2 separate regions of the Homo sapiens genome follow, and region 1 is linked to region 2. Evidence: chromatin contacts called from ENCODE Hi-C or POLR2A ChIA-PET data. All regions are on one chromosome and are shown on one strand. The core of a region is the stretch at or near the end of the contact, and the rest is flanking DNA. Distances in the headings are between cores, read along the strand shown.

Region 1 (7,407 bases), core at 4,626-7,125, 620 kb after region 2:
GAGCTTATGTCTTCGTTCACAAGGAACAAGCCTTAAAATCCAGCTGTGATATTCACTTTGAGGCTTTAACACGTTGTTAGTGAAAAATCTGTTTGGAAATACATTTTTTTATTTATGTTTTATTTTATTTTTTTTATATACTTTAAGTTATAGGGTACACGTGCACAACATGCAGGCTTGTTACATATGTATACATGTGCCATGTTGGTTTGCTGCACCCATTAACTCGTCATTTACATTAGGTATTTCTCCTAATGCTATCCCTCCCCCATCCCCCCACCCCACGACAGGCCCCAGTGTGTGATGTTCCCCACCCTGTAGAAATACATTTTGAGTTAATCAAATGCAATCAAGAAAATGAGATGTCCTCCAAAAATTTAATGTAACAAAGATTTTTTTACAGTAGTAATTCTCATTGCTGGGGATGGTGTGGTGCAATAGGCTTTCTCATACACTACTGGAAGTTCCTTCCAGGAAAAACTATTTGTTGATGGGTGTGTGTGTGTGTGTGTGTGTGTGTGTGTGTGTATAAGAAGAAATGTGTTAAAAACACTCACCTACTTTTATCAGTAATTCCACTTTTGGGGATCTGGCCGAAGAAAATAATCAGGAAATGAAAACTGGTTCATATAAACAGGCATTAATCCTGGCATTATTTGACTTTTTAAAAAATTAAATGTCCAACACTACCAAAGTGATTAAATAAATTATGGAATGTCCTTGTGATGGAATATTTATACAGTTATTAAAACTGATGTTTGCATAGTTTTAATGCAAACATACTTTCATGTATGCAAAGTATTTTTTTAATAAAAAGGAAATGGCACGCTTATGACCCCACGGTGAGTGCAAATGGCATACACATAGCACAGTGTCACTCAGCATAGGCTATAGGACCATAGACAAGGACCTGGACCATAGACAAGGACCTGGAATAAAATATTTTGAGATTAATAATGGTTAGAATATGTGAAGCTTCTGTTTTCTCCTTTATACTTTTTTTGTTTTCTTCCACAATTTTAGAATTATCTTGATTTCCTTTCACTACAAGAAAATAAATACTTAAATACATTAGTAAATATTTTGGGGTAGAGAAGATTTTTAAGACGGTAGTTATGAGTAGTTGTGTATTCACAACAGCAATATTCCCCCTGGAGAGTGAGCTAATAAACACATGCTCTGGTATAAATAGCTGTAGGGCTTTGACATTGCCTTTACATTCAAAATGAGTTCATGTCATGCTGAAAGAGGAGTCCCGAGGGAAGCAGGACCTCGCTGCAGAGCTTGGCTTAGGAGAAGCAGAGAGCTGGGTGCTTCCCCACCTGATTCCCAGCTTCTGCTCTGTGAGTTCCAAGCTGCAAAACTCTGGGCAAGTCACTTATCAGCTGTGATCCATCTGTCGCCGTCGATAGAGCAGCATCAGTGACTCCTGGCTTCCTCACAGGGCCACCAGGAGGGCCAGCAGATGACCTCAGTGGGAGACAGCAGGGCTGTTGAGACGAGGACTCCCCAGCTGTTGCAGGGTCCATACAGCAGTTTGGGGGACACCAGCCTCCAGGTCAAGTTCTGGTCTGCTGTGACCCGAGGCCCCAGAGATCCCTGTGGAAAGACTGAACTACTCACATAATGCTGACCACTGGAGTTTGCAAAGCCTGTTGACATTTGAGAGCTCACCTCTAAGCCACCTGGCTGTTCTGTGAGGTGGACAAGGTGGGGAAATGGTGCTTCTGCGACAGACAGTGAAGCTGATGCTCAGAGATTGGATCTCAGGAACCCAAGTCCCCAACGTGGCCCAGGGGGTCTTGAAGCCTGACCTGTGGCCCAGCCCCCAGACTCCAAGGCCAGGGCTCTTTTTACTATCCTCTGTGAGATGGAGATGGGTTTACTATGTCCATTTTACAAATAGGGAAACTGAGACTCCCAGAAGGCCGGGTGACGAGCCCAACTCATATATGCTCAGATCTGTGAGGTGACATAGGGTTCCTAAAAATCACGGTAGCATGCAGGGCCTGTGGCAAGAATGGGGTTAGGAGCACAACACTCAAAATATTACCAGTAACATTGAAAACAAAGACAGAAGCTGAATAAAATGATAGCACCATTTTACACACGTTAAATGCATAGGAAATGCATAAACACGAAGGTAAACATGGCACTTACCTTGGGAAAGATCCGAATTTACCTGTGCACCTGGGCCCAAGAAGAGTTACAGTTTCTAAGTGATTGTGCAGTGGAGGAAGGAGGGTTACCTGAAATGGAGCAGATGGTTGTAACACCAGGTGTGGACAGGTGTGGCTCCTAACCCACAGCTGAGGTGACGTTGAAGGGCCACGTGTGTGTGCACATGCTTGTGTGTGTGTGTGTGTGTCCTGCAGGGCTTGCCAAGCAGGATGTAGTTTTCTGCATTGGCCTAGCATTTCCTGAGGACAAAATCACATATAGGTAAAAACCAAATTCGCATCACGCTCAAATTACCACTAACATGTCAATCACACTAGAACAAATTTGTATTTTCAAGACAAGCCTCAGAGCAGAACTGGCTGTACCTAGTGCAGGGTGAGGCTGCAAGTGAAACACGGGCGCGCTTCTTTTTCTGATCCCAAAGTGTTCTTTACATAGAATGTTTCTGCAGGCATTTTCTTCTTTCTCTTCCTCTTAGCCTGGCTCCAGGCTGGCAGTAGATAGCATCAGCTACCTGCAACAGATGGGGTTGATGGGGTGGCGCGGGCAATGGCGCAGGAAAAATTCTGAGACTACGCCTGAACCAGCAGAAGGAAGCCATGATGGGTCATGGTGTCTTGGAGACACAGATGAGAGAGTTTTGTACTCTACTCCAGATCTGCAACTTGCCAACTGCGTGGGCTTGGACAGGAGACTCAGCTTCCTTGAAGCTTGGTTTCCTCGTCTGTAAAATGGGAATAAATGTAGTACAACCCTCACCAGGTGAGTCTAAGGGTTAAATGAGATCAGGCATGTAGTAAGTGTTCAACAAACTCTGATGACCTTGCTCCTCCTCCTCCCCTTCCTCTACTCCCTCTTCCAAATCTCCTTCTACTGCTTCTTCATAGTCATCTTTGTCATCATCACCATCATCATCATCACCATCGTCATCCTACCACCAAAGAAAAAAAGTCACAACCCCCCAGTTCCTGAGACATGGACGATGGAGCCAATTTTCTAGGAGCATCAAAATCTTAATGAATCCTCTGGGTCTGAGGTACATCATTTGTCCTTGCACCCTAGACTTCACTTACTGCAGGAAGCAAGCTCTTCCTTGAGAAAAGCAGCAGGAGCAAAGCGCTCCTTGGCTTGGTCTCCCCAAATGGCAGTTTTCCTATTGGGTCCTGTGCTGTGACTTTTCTTCCCTGGAGCTCTGCATTTGTGCGCATTCCTTACGTGCCCTGAATGATCTCAGCACCAATTGCCCACACGTCTGAAACCAGGAGGCCAGCTCCAGGAAGGCGGGACATGTCTGGGAGGTGGTTTCAGGCATTCAAAGTGCTGTCCACAGACTACAAGCATGGGCATCGCCTGGGAGCTTGTTAGGAATGCAAAATCTCAGGCCCGGCCAGGAACCATAACCTGCATTTTAATAGGATGCCCAGGTGACCCGATGCACATTACAGTTCGAGAAGCACTGGTCTTAAGGGACACAAGAGCCACAGCCCACTGGGCTCTGGGAGAAATGGCTATCCCTTGATATATTGAATGCCTGTTTCTTTTGGTATGTCCTGGGGATTACGTGCACATGTCTAAACTCACATGGGATGGTGTTAGAATCCTGACTCCAGCTGATATTCTGTGTGGCTTCAGGCAATTGGCTTCACCTTTCTGAGCCTCTGTTTCTTTTTCTGTGGTCTGAAATCATAATAATAATAGTTATTAATGTTTGACACAAAACATTAATGCATCCAGCACAGTTCTTAGCATGCAGTAAAACTCACAGAAAATGATATGACCACCATTGTTATTTGGGGTGAACACTGCAAGGTCCTCCACCAATATCCACTTTCTTTTTCTTCTTCACTAACAGAATCTCAATTTTATTCAAGCAGTAAATTGCGTTTCACAATAGGCACCTTAGTAGATGTGCCTGTTCAACAACGTTCGCCTTCCCAGACCTCCTGGAAACCAGAAATGACCATGTGACCATGGTCACAATCCTTTGGCAGCTTTCTCTCCTCAATAGAAAAAAAAAAAAAAGATTTTAGAATGTCCTTTCTTTCCTTTCCTCCCTTCTTTCTTCTTGGACTCTGGATGTGATGTCTGGAGACAAAGCAGCCATTTTGTTCTGGTGGGGATGAAAAGCACAGTGGAAGGATGGGTAAGAGGAGAGAAAGAAGGTGGCTGGGTTTCAGTAGCACTGTGGAGCCACTATTTGGATTGCCTGTGTCTGGGCTTCATGGTATGAAGCAGGTGGGAGGATTAAAGATCAATTTCTCTGACATACAGCCCAACATAGTCCTAACTAGTAATGCCGTCATCATAACGCTGTCATCATTATGATAGCTGTTGTTCCTGACCATCTCTGGCACATACTAAGGACTCATCCTGGGTCCTTGGTAAGCATTTGCTAATTTCCGTTGAACAGTTTGAAGGAAACTTAACCTGGGAAACAGAATTGACTATCAAGCTCCTTTAAAAAATGAGAATAAAAAGAAAACATAATCCAACTATCCACCAATAAAACCTACTAAATGCATTTTGACATGCAGCTTTTCATGTTTCTTTTTACAAACACATTTAAATATACACCTACTTGTAATGATAACGTGCACTGTGTATGGTTTTATAACCTGTTAATTTTCATGTATCTGTATATTACCATATTTTTCATGCCATTAAATTTTGCTTCTACAATAAAAATAACAAATCAGGTAATGAGATGAGCCTGATCCTTCACTTGCTTCAGTTTTGCCTTCCAAGAACTGTGTCTTTGCAACACTTATTTGAGCAGACATCACCCCCACAAATGCCTGAATGAACATTTCCTGTTGAAAAACTGCATCGGGAAAGACGTCAGAGCTGCTGGCTCACGTTTTCTGGAGAGCTTCTTACAATGCCCAGAGGAAACATGGGATAGTCACTCCTTTAACGGCTACTCATTATGTTCCTCCAAATACTGCTATGAAAAATTCACACCCATTTTCACAATGAATGCACATTTTTTTACAATGATGAAAATGATGTAAGACTTTAATTCTGAAGTTCTACTCCAGGACTTCAAATGCTTCTTGTCCTGCTTTGGTCCAAGGTCCTGCGTGTGTGGGAAGCCCTGTCTTCGGAAGGCAAGTGAATCAGAAATTACTTCTGAAACTGACTCCAATACTGATAATGTGCTGATAACAGAACGAATAGCATCCTTAGTATTTCTCACTTAATAAAATAAGACAAGAAATGATTTGGAAAAGCACCTGCGCCAAGTCACAGGGGCCAGGCTGCCTGAGGGACTCCCACCCCACCCTACCCCCACTGCACCCACCAGGGCAGCCTGTCCTTGTTCCCCAGCTAATTGTTCCTATGTCAGAAGGTGGATTCAGTGCTGCTGGATTTTTTAAGAGTGATTAGAAATATACATTTTTATTTGAAATCTTCCCATTTTTAAAGGTCAGCCACTTCTTAAAACCACAAAACCACTATTAAGAGCCACAAAATAAAACCAGTCCACAGGCAGAGGCGGGCCAGTGCTTGGAGTTAGCATGCCCTCCTTGCCAGCCTGTCTTGTTAGGGAGAGGACGGAGTTTCAGAAGAGACGTTGCCAGAGGGCCATCGCATTATGGTAATAGCCTTTTTGCTTAACTTCGGTTTGTCCACACCCAGTGCTTCAGGCACAAATGAGACAAATTAAAGGCATTCAGCTGGGAGCCAGCACACATTTTTTTAGTTAAGGAGCTGAGCGAGTCATTAACCGCCTAGGGCTGGTGGAAGGCGGGGGAGGCCCCAGCAAACCCAGGAGGTGCCCAGGACCCATGACCTCATTCTGTCCCAGCCCAAGTCTTCACTGCTTCATGAGGAGTTGTGACAGCGTGGCCTTCTCCAGCCCCACATGGCAACAGCAAGGCCAGGGAGGTGGGGAGCTCGCTGTTTCTGTTCCCCACAATCCAAGCCTCCAGACCCAGGTCTGGGATGACAGAGAAAATCCCAAAGAGTAGGCTTGCCGCACTTCACTGGCGTGGAGCACTGTGACTAATGCCCACACTTAGCCTGGTGCTCACTAAGCCCTGGCTGATACCACTGGGCGCTCACACTGTTGGGTGCCAAGGCCTTCCTGAGTCATCTTGCCTTCCCTCTAATTGAACAGCCTTCAACCTATATAGGATGATCAGCTCTTCTCGGTTCACAGGGGACTTTCCTGGTTTTGGTACTGAAAAGTCCCACATCCCCAGGAGCCCTTCATTCTGGGCAAACCAGGACACTTGGTCACTCTGAGTCTATGCAAAGCCCAGGGAGTTGATTTTGAATCCAAAATTGAGAAGTCCCATCCGACTGCAGAAGGGCATAATTTTAAAAAATCAGAACGTGGGCATTCCAGCTAGGTGGGCTGGAGTAAAGAATACTCGACTGGACTTTGCTTCCAAGGGTAGAAGGGCAGTACTGACCACAGCAGGATAGTCCTAGAAGCAGCTGGCCACCCTCCACAACCTTGCTACTCAAAGTGTGGTCCCCAGGTCAGCAGTATCAGCACCATCTGTGAACCTTTTAGAAATGCAGACTCTCAGGCCCCAGCCTGGACCAACTAGATCAGAATCTGCATTTTGAGAAGATGCTTGGGTGCCACATAGCACACAGGTTGGAGAGGTACTGTCTGTGGGTGCTGCGTTCTTACAGCTTAACTTGGTGAAAGGAGAGAATGGGGCTCCAGAGAGGTGTCGGGAACCTGAGCAGGTGCAAGAAGTCTCATTTCACCTCCCTGGGTTCCTGGAGGCTAAAGCTGTTCAGCTCCCAGAAAGGCAAGGAGGTCTGTCTACCAGGATAGAAGGACACAAATGAGTGACAACAGTTCCAGGCTACATGTCCCCTGACTATAGACCTTAGAGGACAAGGGACTTTGTGCATTTTTTTTATTACCCCCTCTGCCTAGATTTTCCAGGACCTTCCAGATAAAATGTACTAAATTCTGTATTAGATTGGAATGCTTTGGGCTGCAGGTATCAGAAACCCAACTAACAGTGGCTTAAACAAATAGAAGTTTATTGTTCTCACACAACGAGCAGGGAGGGGTGGGTGCTGTGTGGCTGGGGCATGGCTTGGCCATGCCGGCAGGGACAGAGGCTCTCCCTGCCTTCCCCTCTAGAATTCTAAGCACTTCCACTTTCTGTCCTCAGGTTGGTGGCCTTATGGCCTCAGGATGACCTGCTGCAGCTTGAAGCATCATGTTGATGCTTTCAAGACAAGAAAGGAAAAGGG
Region 2 (7,176 bases), core at 3,684-6,183:
CGTAGTACTTCTCCCTTAGCACTGACACTAGCTCAAGTCTAGTTGATCCTAGAAAACACACCTCCCTTGATCCCCACATCCTCCTCCAGTACTGCCCGCGTCCCTATTCCTTCCGCAGTGGGGCATCTTGGATGAAATGTCCTTTATTCCCTCACCTCCCACTCATTTCTAACTCAGTGAGACCTTTGCCCCCCATTGTTCCACCAGAACTGTTTTTGGCGTGACTACCAGTGGCATCCTCATTGGTAATTCCAGGGGACCCTGGACACCCATCCTCTTACTGGAACAGAGCTTCATTCACTGTTCTTACAAGAAACATTTCCCCTGGCTGCTGTCTTGCCAGCCTCTTACCCGCTACCTCTGTGGCTCTTCTATCCTTGCTGGCTCTTGGCTGAATGTGGAGGTTCCACAGACATCTCCCTAAGCCGCTGCCTCCTCCACCCAAGCACAACTGATCTCCCATCCACTGTCGCTCAGCCACGCCCTGTGGACTGGAGACTCGTACCTCATTCCTGTGCTCCTGACATGGACACCCAGTCGGACAGCTCCTTGGTGTGTCTCCCAGGCGTCTGAAGCTACGGTATCCCACACCAAACCCAAGACTACATTCTGTAGCTCTTTATTCACATGTTACCCTTGCCTCAGGATTCTCCCTTGCTACTGCCACCAGTACCATCTACTTTATACGTATGTATGGATGTCATATACATACTAAATATTTCCCTTCTTTTGCCTACTAGAATGTAAACTCCATGAGAGCAGAGATTTTTGTTTGTATTTGTTGCTGCCTCCCAGCACTTGGAGGAGGGCCTTAAGTGTAAAAGGTGCTCTGTGAATATTTGCAGAGTGAACATTTGATCTGAACCTGCCCCTCTCGGCCACCACCAGCCTGTTGCTCCTGATGTGCTTCACAGCCCATTCAATGGGACCTCCATCTCCTTTGTTATAGCCAGAAATCTTGAGGTCACCCCTGATTGGAACTTTCCCTCTCCTGTCTCACTAATCCTCAGTCTCCTCCCCTCTACCCTGAAATTATTTGGGAATCTGTTCATTTTTCTCCCTCCCTCCTGCCACCACATCTAATTCAAATCTTGGAAAGCACTTAGATCAGAACTCTATGACATTGGTCTTGGCAGTAATTTCTTGGATATGACACCAAAAAGCACAGGCAACAAAAGCAAAAATGGCCAAGTGGAACTGTGTTAAACTAACAGCTCTTGCACAGCAGAGGGAACCATGGAAAAGAGTGAAAAGGCAGCCTGTGGAATGGGAGAAAACATCTGGAGGCTATTTCTGACAAGGGATTGATTTCCAAAATACGTAAGGAACCCCTGCAACTCAATAGTGAGAAAACTGGTGACGTGAAAAATGGACCAAAGACTTGAATAGACATGTCTCCAAAGAAGACATACAAATACCCAGCAGGTGTATGGAAATGTGCTTAACATCCTAACTATCAAGGAAAGGCAAACAAAAACCACAGTGAGATACCATCTCCTAGCTGATGGGACCACTGTTACCAGAAAGCCCAAAGATAACAAGCGCTGGGGAGGGTGTGGGGAACATGGAACCCTTGTGCACTGTTGGGGGGATGCAAAATGCCACAACCGTTACAGAAAACTGGAGGCCTCAAAACATGAAAAACAGAATCACCATACGATCTAGCAGTTCCACTTACAGGTCTTGATTCAAAAGAATCAAAATGGGTATTTTGAAGAGAGACCTGTACTGCTAGTGTTCCTTGCAGCACTGTTCACAATAGCCAAGTGAACAGATAAAGAAAATGAAGTGTATACCTGCAGTAGGATGCTGTGCGTGCAGCCTGAAAGAAGGAAATCCTGCCATTCGTGACAACGTGGGTGACCATGAAGGAGATTATGCAAAATGAAATAAGCCAGACACAGAAAGAAACTGCATGGTTCCACTTAAATGTGATATCCAGCATAGACTCACAGAAGTAAAGGGTGGAATGGCGGTCATCAGGGGATTGGGGGAGAGGGAAATGGGGAGCTACTTAATCAATGGGATGAAATTTCATTAAACAAGATGAGAATGTTCTAGAGATATGCCGTACTACATGGTACCTGTAGTCAACAATAATGTAGACTTAGAAATGTGTTAAGCGGTGGCTCTCATGTTCACTCTTCTTACCACAGTAAAATCAGCACTTAGACCTTGGCCCTGGTTCAAGGCGTCCTCCGGAGCTGAGGCAGGGGCTCTTGTAAGCGGCACCACTGGCCTTGCCGGACCCCAGCCTAAGCCCTTCCCTGCCTCCCCATTTCCTTTTGGTTGAATCCAAAAAAAACCTGGTCCCATCTGGCTTCACTTCCTGCCACCCGGTGCTAGCGCCCTGGCCTCTCCGTTGTTGAGAACTGATTGCCATCGGCCTTTGCACAGGGCCAGTGCATGTGGCTCTTGGTGCAAGTGACACCCCTGGCATTGTGCAGTTCCTGGTGTGCCGCACAGTAGACCCTGTGCTGATGACCAGCCATGGCCTTTTCTGTCATCTAAGAACTTACAGATGTTTGTCAGTTTGCTTTACTTTTTTTCTTCGTACTCACAAAAGTAATGGTCTGGCAGTTTTTAAAAAGGCAGGGGAGCAAACAGTACAGGAATGAAAGAGGAGGCCGTTTTCCTTCGTACTTAGGAAACGTGCATCACCAGCAGCTGTCACGATGCCAGAGGCTGCTTCTCCCTTCGTCTTGCCTGGCCCCTGCCTGGGTCCTGCCAGGCTTCCCCTGAACTCACACGGAAGCTCAGATGACCAGCTTAGGCAGGGTGGATGGCCCTCCAAGCTTTGGCCAGGTTGCCACGACTGGAAGGAGGAAGTGGTAACTCCAAAGTTGGCTTCTCCTCGGGGTGGTCGGCTTTTCTGCCCAGGAGGCTGGGTAGTGGAATTTCTGGGTTCTTCTGTAGAATAGAGACCTGCCCTTGGGCCCTCACACTCAACACTGGGCGAAGTGCAGCGTGTTGCTTGTCTGTAGCATGGCCACTGCACCCACCGTCCCCTTCACCCTGTTACCCTGTGAGACGGGTGCGGCAGAGCCTGCATCCCTCCTCCAGCTGGGGAGGCAGAAGCGCAGAAGCTTCGGGTGACCTCCTGAGGGGTGTCTGCCTAGCCAGGGACGTCTCCATTCCCCACAGGCAGGGCCGCTGTCTGCCTCGCAGCCCATGGGGCTCTGCTGGCGTGAACGCGGCCTTGCAGGGTGGCAGAGGGAGAGCGAGCAGCGGGGGCGGGGGAGGAGCACAGGGTGTGCAGTTGGGTCATAAACTCACTGCTTAGATGGAGTTACTAAGGAGTTAGAAAGCAATGCTTACTGCTGTATCATATTTGAGTGATTTTTTCTGGTTCTTCTAAAACCTAAACATGGGGTAAAAATGACTTACCTTCACGTTAGTCATGAAATCTTATATTATGCTGTGATTATGTCTCTTTTTTATTTTAACTGTAGCATCGGTGTGTGGCTATTTTTAAAGACAAACAGAACAAGCCTACTGGTTTTGCCCTGGGAAGTATCGAGGGGAGAGTTGCTATTCACTATATCAACCCCCCGAACCCGTAAGTGTGACTCTGTCAGCTTGCAGATTTCACTGGACTTTTTTTAACAAAGGAAGACTTACATGAACCTTTGTCTTTCAGCGCCAAAGATAACTTCACCTTTAAATGTCATCGATCTAATGGAACCAACACTTCAGCTCCTCAGGACATTTATGCGGTACGTTTTTAGACACTTTAACCGTGGTAATACATCTGGAAACCAGACTTGGAGGTGGCTGAGGAATTGTGGGATCAGAAAAGACTCATCACTGAAGAGCTTGTGTGTTCATGTCCGGAGATAAGTGGCTTATGCTGTAGGCTTCAGGTTTCTGTGGATTTTTGTTGTTGTTTTTGAGACGGAGTCGCTCTGTCGCCCAGGCTGGAGTGCAGTGGCGTGATATCACCTCACTGCAACCTCCGCCTCCTGGGTTCAAGCGATTCTCCTGCCTCAGCCTCCCAAGTAGTTGGGACTACAGGCGCCCAGCTAATTTTTGTATTTTTAGTAGAGACGGCGTTTCACCATATTGGCCAGGCTGGTCTCGAACTCCTGACCTTGTGATTTGCCCGCCTCGGCCTCCCAAAGTGCTGGGATTACAGGCGTGAGCCACCGCACTTGGCCTTGTTTTCTGTGTTAACGTGCCGCCTAACTAGCAGTGTTGTGTATTTGTTTCTGAACATAAGCTTAGGATGTTTTGCCGAGAGTCTTCTCCCTCCCTCAGGAGCGCTGGTAGACAGTTCACACCCACAGCTCAGACTGAGAAATCTGTTTGCTCAAAAGAAACATTTTCCTGAGGTCTGCTCCTTGTTTCTTGCTGTCCACATGCTCACTTTCTCTGGTGTGCAGCCCTCACAGGAGGCAAGATTGGGTTCTGGGCTGGCATTTGATGGAGGAAGCCTGGATAGTTTCTCTTGCTATCAGCGGGCAGCAGCTGGAAGGAAATGTACCTGTGCGCTTTGTTTCCTAACTCAAGCAGGAAGTGTGCGTGGGTGGAACCTTCTCTGCGCCCCTCTGCCTGGCTTCTCATTGTGCATGTCAATCCTTGCAGGTAAATGGAATCGCGTTCCATCCTGTTCATGGCACCCTTGCAACTGTGGGATCTGATGGTAGATTCAGCTTCTGGGACAAAGATGCCAGAACAAAACTAAAAACTTCGGAACAGTTAGATCAGCCCATCTCAGCTTGCTGTTTCAATCACAATGGAAACATATTTGCATACGCTTCCAGCTACGACTGGTCAAAGGTGAGAACTCCCGGGCCTGCTCTGGGTGCTCCAAGGCAGCAGAGCCAGGCTCTGGGTTCAGAAGGCCTAGGCCTGAGTTGTGACTCTTCTCAGGACTCACGTGTGTCCTTGGGCAGGTCACCGTCCCCTCCCTGTAAGGGGAAATTGCAGGACTTCCTCAAATGGTTGTGGGGATTCAGTACAGCCTTTGGCCAGAACCCAGCACACAGGAAGTGCTCGGCCAGTGTGAGCCATTACGGGCTGCTCTGTTCCTGGGCACAGAAGCACAGGCAAGCCGGGGGCTGCACTTTATGAAGGGGGTGGCAGGGCGGGTCATGGAGCTTTCGCCTGGGTGCTGTTGGTTGCTTGGTTGGCTGGTGGTTTGGGCAGGGGGAGTTAGGAGCTGGCAGGAGTGGGGCTGCATTTTTGAGGCCTTTGGGCATGATGGTGAAATGTGTAGACTCGGGTACTCTGCCCAACCCCATGGGAAGTGTGTTGGCTTTCAACCAGCCTGCGTGTTTCTCCACTGCTCAGCTCTTCTGGAGAGGTTGTCATCATTGTATTTGTGGTTTTCATCATTCTCCTCCCACCCCACTCTGCCCTTTGCCCACAACAGCCTTCTAGACTTTTCCCTACCCTGCCCTGGCTTCCGATGGGGAGGTCACCTGCTTCACATAGGAGGGGCTTCCAGTGGCCTGCAGTGTCTTTCCCGCTCACCTCATGTCTGCCTGCGCTGACCCCGTCTCCTTCCACCCTCATGGCTCTTTTCTGGGCCTTCTCCCACTGTCTTCTGTCCCCGTCCACCAGCTCCTCCCCTCTGTCTAAGCATGGAAGGCTCGAGGAACCATTTCCATGTATATTAAGGCTATCGAGAGAGTGGTGTCAGCACCTACCCTCTTGGTTCCCTGTGCTCTGGCCCCTCCTCAGTCCACTGCCAGGTACTTTCTGGCCTCTTGCAGCTGTACTCAGAGTCCCTGTGGCCACGTCCTCCTCATCCAGTCCAGAAGCTTCCTTTCTGTCTGTGCCGGTCACTCACCCGTCCCTTCCTGTTCCATACAGCTCTCCTCCCTGCTTCTTGGCCATGTCCTGGTTTATTCTGCTTTGGGCTGTGGTTCCTGTCCTCCTGCCAGCTCCTGTCTCCTGCCCCTCTTGCCTTGCTGGCCCCCCGCTATCTCAGCCTGGGGGGCCACCACAGGGCTCTAAACAGCGCTTTGCATTCCCAAGACACCTGCTGCCACACAAGCCAGTGACTGGAGACGTCCCTTGGTTCGGGCCCTGCCCGCTCCACCTTTAGTATTTCCCAGTCTCAGGAGCGTGGCTGCACCTGAGTCTCCCTGAGGCCCCGAACTTAGACACAGAAGTCCAGCTGATTGCCTTCCATCCCTCTGACCCCTCCAGGCCTGCTGCTGCTTCTGTGTTTCCCTGTTTGAGGGTTTGCTGTGTGAGCCATGAAGCTGTGTTCTTTTTTTAAAGCAACTTTATTGAGGTACAATTGAAATACAGTCATTGTTTAAAGTGTACAATTTGATCAGTTTCAACATCTGTAAATACCCATGAAACTATCACCATAGTCATCTCCCCGAAAGGTTTTTGTGTATATTACTGTAATCTTCCCTTACGCACACACAAAACCATGGATCTGTTTTCTGGCATTATGGACTAGTCTGAATTTTCTAGAATTTTATATAAGTGGAGCCCTACGCTACATTTTCCCCTCGCCCCAGCTTCTTTCCCTCAGCATAAGGATTTTGAAATTCACCCATGCTGTTGAGTGAATCACTTGTCCGTTACTTTTCAGTGCTGGGTAGTATTCCCGGGTGGGGTGTGCCATTTGTTTATCCATTCACCTGTGTAAGCCATGCACTCAGTTTTGTGACAAGAGTGTACTTTTTTGGTTCTGCCTGGCTGGGGGTGGACAGGCTGTGGCGTGCGTGGAGCCCGAGGCCTCAGCTCCCACATCGGGCTCTTCATTGAATCTCCTCTTTGCATACTCATCCCAGCAGCTGCATCAAAATTCTGCATTTTAACTTAAATGACGCGGGACTCTATACGTTATACGCGTTAAAAAATGTAGTAAATTGAAAGCAGTGAGAAAGGTAATTGCTTTGAGTGCTGTTTAAAAATTGAAGTAAAATCTCATTCATTTAAGCAGTTAATGTCAGCTTATTGTGGGGGTTACATAAATTAGCATCTTTTTAGTTTAAAAGAGAAATTTGCTTCAGGGGTTTTTCATTGTTCTTAGTTCAAGGACAGTTATCTCCAGTGCAAAGTCATGATCACATATGATTGATGTTATTAGCTTGCTGCTTGAGTTACTGTTCAGAAAAACTACACTTTGTATATTATGAGAATTAGTGGTCACTGTTGAGCAAAACTTCTAGAGCTTTCTTGGCATGCCTGTTGGGAAGAGAATAAAAA

What was found. Hi-C counts contacts between places; a loop is a spot of excess contacts on that map. ChIA-PET counts read pairs that join two places held with the same protein, here RNA polymerase II (POLR2A).
Region 1: a map with no recorded cell type shows a loop between it and region 2 (6-fold over the local background). The contact joins two enhancer-like sites. A Hi-C loop is called at or near these places in 1 of 37 single-sample maps with no recorded cell type. POLR2A ChIA-PET finds 5 or more read pairs at or near these places in 1 of 52 experiments (activated CD4-positive, alpha-beta T cell).

Annotation. Positions count from the first base shown.
Region 1 is chr20:57,985,541-57,992,947 of GRCh38, forward strand. LOC105372693 (a long non-coding RNA gene) reads right to left here. Exons shown (of 6, transcript XR_007067678.1): 3 at 3,763-3,858; 4 at 2,547-2,695; 5 at 2,161-2,249; 6 at 359-1,599. Among named protein-coding and RNA genes, the nearest start is that of LINC01742, 15 kb to the right of the region's middle. Within about 2 kb of position 5,876, at least 6 of the 41 ENCODE cell types and tissues checked have a DNase peak (open chromatin) inside an H3K27ac peak, as active enhancers do.
Region 2 is chr20:57,370,023-57,377,198 of GRCh38, forward strand. RAE1 (ribonucleic acid export 1) reads left to right here. Exons shown (of 12, transcript NM_003610.4): 9 at 3,453-3,559; 10 at 3,641-3,716; 11 at 4,585-4,779. LOC124904938 (a long non-coding RNA gene) reads right to left here. Exons shown (of 2, transcript XR_007067671.1): 2 at 6,218-7,155. Among named protein-coding and RNA genes, the nearest start is that of RBM38, 18 kb to the right of the region's middle. RefSeq lists an enhancer at 4,458-5,455. Within about 2 kb of position 4,934, at least 9 of the 41 ENCODE cell types and tissues checked have a DNase peak (open chromatin) inside an H3K27ac peak, as active enhancers do.